Linked DNA regions of Homo sapiens: region 1 is linked to region 2. The links are chromatin contacts, found by Hi-C or POLR2A ChIA-PET in ENCODE. All regions are on one chromosome and are shown on one strand. Each heading gives the region's core, a stretch centred on a gene start or an enhancer-like site at or near the end of the contact. The rest is flanking DNA. Distances are from core to core; before and after follow the strand shown.

Region 1 (3,019 bases), core at 321-2,820, 7.0 Mb after region 2:
ATTCCTTATGATATACAAAATATATACATCTATTTACTTATCGTGTTCCCCAAGATGGATTTTTTTATGCGGATGTTTCATTACATGGATAAATGAACTAAATTTCAGAGAACTTAAGTAACTTGGCCAAGGTTAAGTGAATAGCAGTGTCAGAATTAAGCCCGGAATTCTGCTTTCCTCACTTTTAATATTATGAACTTTCCATTTTCTCTTCGGTGTTAAGGAGAAGCATTCAGTACAAATCTTCAGGACTCTAAACACTTAAAAAGGTCCTTCCTGAAATGAGAACTGACAGTGAATTCTAGGGTCAATCTGAAATGTGATTTTTAGAAAAAGATCCCAGAGAAATTCAGTTAACTGATAGGGACATGCCATCCCTAACTTGGGCCATATCCACCAAATCTATTTTTAAAGATTGACTTTTAGTATGCCAAACATTCTATACCACTGAGCTCTATTACACAGATTTCTAGTCTAATTGGTTTGTATGACAAGAGATTGTGATTTAACTCTCTCATATATTTGGAAGGAAAGCTTTTCCTCTCTTCCTTTTATGATTAAGCTGCAAATCTCACAAAACCAGCCAAGCCTGAAAATCCAGGAGCTTATTCTTGAACTCCATGGCTCAATAAAGATGCACATCCTAGAGTTATTTCTGAGACCCCTTACAAATATGTCTTGGGTTTGTTGAAGTTTGACACAAGAGGGCATTCAGCAGCATGCCAAAATGATATTGTTTGGATCCTTTATTATAATATATATTTTTTTTCTTTTTAAGTCAGACCACACAAAGAATCACTCAGCTAGAGCAAAAGCTCTTCAGCAGGTTTCAGAACTGCTTAGGAAATTGCCAGAGTGGACACATCCGTATGAGAGCCACAGTCACAGCAAATGCCACAGGGTGTGTTCGACGAGCATGATGAACACCTGCCTTTTCCCCAGATGCTCAGATGGCGGCGTGGCTCTGGGCTGTGTTTTCTGAAGTTCTAATGCAACCCTCCCAAGGCCTGATGAACCTGTTAACTGGATCAGGTTTTGGTGGGTCCTTTCATGAATGAGGCAGAGGCACCAGCTCTGTGAATTGGAGGTGGCTTCCTTGCTTCCAAAGTCAATATGCAGAGTGTCCTGATAGCATGGGAGCATCTCAAGCGTAGCCAGCAGAGTAGACGCTTCATTTTTCAGCCCTTGCTAGAAGGCAGAGAAAGAGGAAGTTTCTTCAGTGCTTAGCAGTCTGCTCCTCCCACTGATGAATTTTTAATCACACATTTTCCTCCCTTAAGTTAAAATTGATAAAATCTCTATACATGTGTCTTGTTTGACAATTGATAATAACATTGAAAAATAACAATATTGTTGACTATACAAGGCAATTTCTTCAAATTGAGTAATGATGTGATGTGTGTGGTTAACTGTCTCTACCCAGGAAGTGGTTTTATTTAAAAGTTTTGTGCTCACCCCACCCCCCGCCTTTTTCTTCCCCCAGTACTGAAATTAAGCAGCATCCAACACAGGCCTACTCTTACGACATGTGACTTTACTGTTTTCCGTTTTTGTTGAAAGAGTCATTAACAGTTAGGAGTTGATGGCAGTTTCAATAACAGGTCATTGCCGAGAAAAGGTAAGTTTTAACTTTATATTGTACATGAAATTTAAACTTGAACATGTTCGGCAGAGTTTCCTACATTTTGGTGTGAACATATAAACATTTCTACAAAATATGACGCTTTTACCTGTGATTAAAACATTGGCTGGTTTCCTTTGATGTAGAAAAGAATGTTCTTTTCATATTTGCAGCTGTCAAATTCCAATGTCTTTTACTAAAATGTTATAATAATAAGATGATTTGCTAAGATTTTGTACTAAAATGTTAAAGACAGAATAAGTTATAAAGTTTTAGTTTGAAGTGCATTTAAAAATAACTACTAGAAATAATGTGAGACTTTGCACCTTTAACCAACTGTTTTATAAAAATATGTATTGTTCAACATCCAGATAAGGAAAGAGAAAAGGGTATAACAATGAGAAATAGCTTGAATTTCAGTGTGAAAGATACTCACTTTAAAGCATTGTATTAATGTTAGCACTAAAAACCCTTAAAAAGGTTACTATGTAGCTAATTAAAAAGCAAGGAGCTTTTAAAATGTAAAGGAATACTGTCTATCATGACACTTGAAATTTTTTTTCTAAATTTCATTTAAGATATAGGGTGAAATGAGTGTAAGTTTCTAATTCATAAGCAAACTTTTATATTTAAAAAAGAAGTCACAGCTGATTTCATTGAAGGTTACTCTGAGAGGAGAGGCAAATTAGAGGTATACTTTTGTTATTTATGTAATTATATAATTTTCCTTCTTTGAAATATTCCAAAATAATAAACCTTAGAAATGAAAAGGATTTGTTAGTCCTAAACTGACATGTAATTTTCTTTTATATTGACTTCTTGCTTTTACAGAATGTCTTTGTGTGCTGTAACATATGTGCAGAAAACATCAAAATATTGCTAATCTCAGAGACAAATACCTAAAATAAATCTGACTGTAGATTTTTGAAAGAATTTTAATAACAGCCCAAGATATGATCCATTCTTCCCTAATATTATTTTTATTGTGCTGCTGGATGGGAGAAGTGATGGCCCCCACAACACCTATTTTTTGTGTTATTAAAAAATGGTTACAGGGTTGATAAGTGGCAACAATTTTCTTTTCTTTTATTGTCTTCTATTGAAAGACACACATAAATGTTTTTTGACATGGTCAATTTAGTAGGAAATTATTAGGCATAGTAGTACACTCCATTTTAAGACCTCTTCAATTGTCAATACTGAAGCTAGCTACTTGTTGACTATTAAAATGATCACAGAAAAATAGAGATTAGGACTTGGTGTTCAATACATTTTTTATTGTTAGCATGTAAGAAGACCCTGGTAATATATATTTGCTTTGATATTGTGATTAGATTTTCAATTTGTTGCATTTCCTCACAATGGAAAGCATTATTTAAATCTGTCTTCAATATCGTG
Region 2 (3,403 bases), core at 204-2,703:
GAGAAGGTAACGGGGTCTGCACCCGTGGTCCTCGCCCCAAGTTTCATTTCCTCACTCTCCCGGGTGGCTTCCCATTACCCCGCCACTGATCCAGTTAACCCGGCCGGAGGTGGGCAGCTGGAAGCCTCCAGGCGGTGGGCACGCGGGGGGCCGGGTCGTCCAGCCCCGGGCCGCCGCGGCTGCCCACTACACCCACGCCAACCGCCCGCAAGCAGCGCTGCAGGGGCTCCGCTGGGCGACACGCCAGGCTCTGTCCCACAGGGTGCTGGGGAGCGACTGGGCGGCTCCGCCGCGAGCGTCTTTGAATTGCGCGCCGCTGCAGGAAACCAAAAACTCCCTAGCAAGAGGGTTTCAAAAGGTTTCTGGAAACCACCGACGGTTAAACATCACAACTGGACTCGGAGAGAGCCAAACGGTTTCCCCACTTGCACCTGCCAGTCTTCGCGGCGGCGACCTGGCAGCCCAGGTGCGGTCTTAACCGCCCCCGCCCCTCACCCCGTACCCGCTCCTATCCCCGGAGCGCAAATCTCAGGGCTGGCAGCTGCGCGGTGTCAAAGGGGAGGTCAAACCACTCCGCTGACCTCTGCACGACCCCAAACTCTCGAACTGCAGGACCCACTCGCGGCCGTGGGGAAGAGGCGCGCTTCGGACGGCGGGAAGGTTTTCCCCCTCAAACCCAAAGCGCGCGGGCGGATCAACTCCTAGCTGCTGCCACCACTCGATCCCCTCAGAGGATCGGCGCGGTGGGTCCACCCGCCTCTCCCGCCCTCTGCCTACTGTGCTGGGAGACTGGCACAGCTCCGTCGGCCGCACAGAGTTTAACAAACACGCACCCAGTGTCAAGAACAGTCACCAGGCGCTTAACCCCGAAGTTAAAGCGGGCGCAATCTCCTCCTGGGAACTCAGCCCAGGCACGCCGCCCTCCGCCTCTAAATTCAGACAATGTAACTCGCTCCAAGACATCCCCGCTTCCCCAAGGAAGAGACCGGTGGTCTGAGTCCCGAGGCAGCGCGCACGCCTTCTCTGCACTTGTGCACAGAATGTTCTTACGTTTGCAAACAGCGTGCAAGCCGCCGCGCGCGGCGGGACTCAAGGGGGAGACACATGCAGCCACTGGAACGCTCTTTCCAGTCGTTTCTCCTCGACTCACAGAGAAAAAGATTCCAATCCTGCTCCCCCCCCACCCACCCGCACTATATAGGCATGGTCAAGAAAACTCCTTTCGGTGACCCTTTTTTGGAGTACGGGTACCTCCAATGTCCTGGCCGCTTCTGCCCGCTCGGAGAGGGGCTGCGCTCTAAGTTCAAACGTTTGTACATTTATGACAAAGCAGGTTGAAACTGGACTTACACTGATCCCCTCCATGGTAACCGCTGGTTCTCCAGATGCGGTGGCTACTGGAGCACTCAGGCCCTCGGCGTCACTTTGCTACCTGCTGCCGCAGCCAACAAACTGAAGTTTCTGGCCGCGGCCGGACTTTTATAAAAACACGCTCCGAGCGCGGCGCATGCGCCGCTGGGGCGGGGAGGGAGAAGGCGGGGTGGGGGAGAGGGGCAGACGCGAGGAAGGAGGGCGCAGGGGCGGGGCGGAGAGGTGCGCGGCTTGGGAAGCCCAGGGGACCCTGCTGTTTGCGGGTGGTCGGTAGTGAGTCCGGAGCCGGACAGGACCTCCCAGAGGCATTTCCTAAGTTTGAGGGAAGCGGGATGCGCCTGAAGACAGGTGGGAAGCGCGGGCTAGGAACGCGTCTCTCTGTGGCGCGTCCATCCTTGCTAAAGTGGATGGAATTCCAGACCTGGGAATGCTACAGTAGAGACACTGAGGCCCAGGGAAGGGGAGTGACTTGCTGGAGTAACCCAACCAGTAGGCGGCAATGCTGGAAGTAGGGCCAAGCTTCCAACGCCATTCCCCGCGCTTTCAGCAGACGCAGCCCATTCAGGAGGTAAAAGGAGTAAAGATCCTTCCTTCGGAGGATGTAGCTATACTTGCACATTCACAGCATCACTAGGGTCAGGTGCAGATAATTAGGAGATACTTTCAGAAGAAGGTAGGATTTGGCATAATTCTGGAGACTGATCAGATGTAGATATGTATTGCTCAGTAATTTCATAATAGCGGTAACCAATTCGCGAATAGTGCTTTATTATCCTAAAAGTATGCTTTATTATAAGAGTAATTTAGCGACCAGTACTTTTTGTAACAGATCACTAGGAACTTGCACAGAATCACTCATTCATTCTCACAACACCGTGTGGGTATTACCATCACAGAGATGCATTTAGTCCGATATTTATAGAAGGACGAACTGCGTGCCACGCACTGTTCTAGGCGTTGGGGATCCAGCGTGAACCAGACAAGGCCCGCATTCGGAGAAACCAGCAAATAAGCCCGGAGAGATGAAATGCCAGGGATGGGCAGGGATTCCAAGCCGGGCTTGAACCCAGGTCTTCGGTCCCCATACTCGGCGTCTTCCACGATTTTGAGCAGAGGACAAGCTTTGGCACGAATCAGAAATTAGGTTGAAGAACTGGGCGGGGCGGAGTGGGGGTGGGGGTCAGACGTTTAAAGCGATCTCAGACTGGCTGAGGTTTGCAGTGGGCGCGCAGACAGTGCTTTCCCCCTCGCGCCACTTCCCTCCGGCGCGGAGACTGGGTGGGGCGGGGGAGCGAGTGTGGGGCGGGGCCGAGAAACTGCGTCCGCAGGCGGGGTGGCCGCTGCGGAGATAGCTGGGACCGAGGCGCGTGCGTCGCGACACGGACCCCAGAGGCCCCCACCCCGAAATGGTCCCGAGGAGAGGGATTGCCCAGACTGCACTCTACACACGATCCCTCTTTTCTATATCAAAAGAGGAAACATTTCAGTCTGGAGTGTTCCAGAGGTAGTTCGGAGGCAGGGAACCTTTTCTCTACAGAGCATGACTTTCCCCCTTTGTCTGGGACCCCTCCCTAATGTTGGTGGTTAAAGGTTCTCATCTACTCTGCACTTTCACTGACACAGGAAAGATGATATCCGGGCCGGGAGATGGGACTCTCAGAAACGAACGAGTTAGGACACACACTAATGGCCAGATAAAATCAATTCTAATATTACATTTGTAGAATTAAAAAAAAAAAAAGAAACTCCAGGTTCTTGGAGGGTGGTGGCTGGAAGAGGTTTCGGAAGCTCCACGCCCCTTCTCACAGGCCTTGCATTACGTATCTCTTCATCTGTATCCTTTATAATATCCTTTATAATAAACGATAACGGTAAGAAATAAAAATGAAAATAAAACCGTAAAAACACTTTTACTTTTTTCGAATCTTTAATAAAACTTAAGGATCTTCATATTTTTATAGACACGGTAGATCCTATCTACTGAAGGTCTAGAATTTCAGAGCGTTTTCATGACTTGCTTTTCACAAAGCCT

What was found. A loop is a pair of places that touch in the nucleus more often than their neighbours do. ChIA-PET counts read pairs that join two places held with the same protein, here RNA polymerase II (POLR2A). Pooled maps may share reads with other maps.
Region 1: a pooled map shows a loop between it and region 2 (4-fold over the local background). The contact joins the promoter of ARHGAP15 here to the promoter of CXCR4 in region 2. A Hi-C loop is called at or near these places in 1 of 168 maps with a recorded cell type or tissue (naive thymus-derived CD4-positive, alpha-beta T cell) and 4 of 50 pooled maps. POLR2A ChIA-PET finds 5 or more read pairs at or near these places in 1 of 52 experiments (activated T-cell).

The regions. Positions count from the first base shown.
Region 1 is chr2:143,127,849-143,130,867 of GRCh38, forward strand. It overlaps ARHGAP15 (Rho GTPase activating protein 15), which reads left to right and starts at 1,571. Exons shown (of 14, transcript NM_018460.4): 1 at 1,571-1,618.
Region 2 is chr2:136,116,696-136,120,098 of GRCh38, forward strand. CXCR4 (C-X-C motif chemokine receptor 4) reads right to left here and starts at 1,454. Exons shown (of 2, transcript NM_003467.3): 1 at 1,351-1,454. The coding sequence starts at 1,365. RefSeq lists a silencer at 76-245 and an enhancer at 376-445.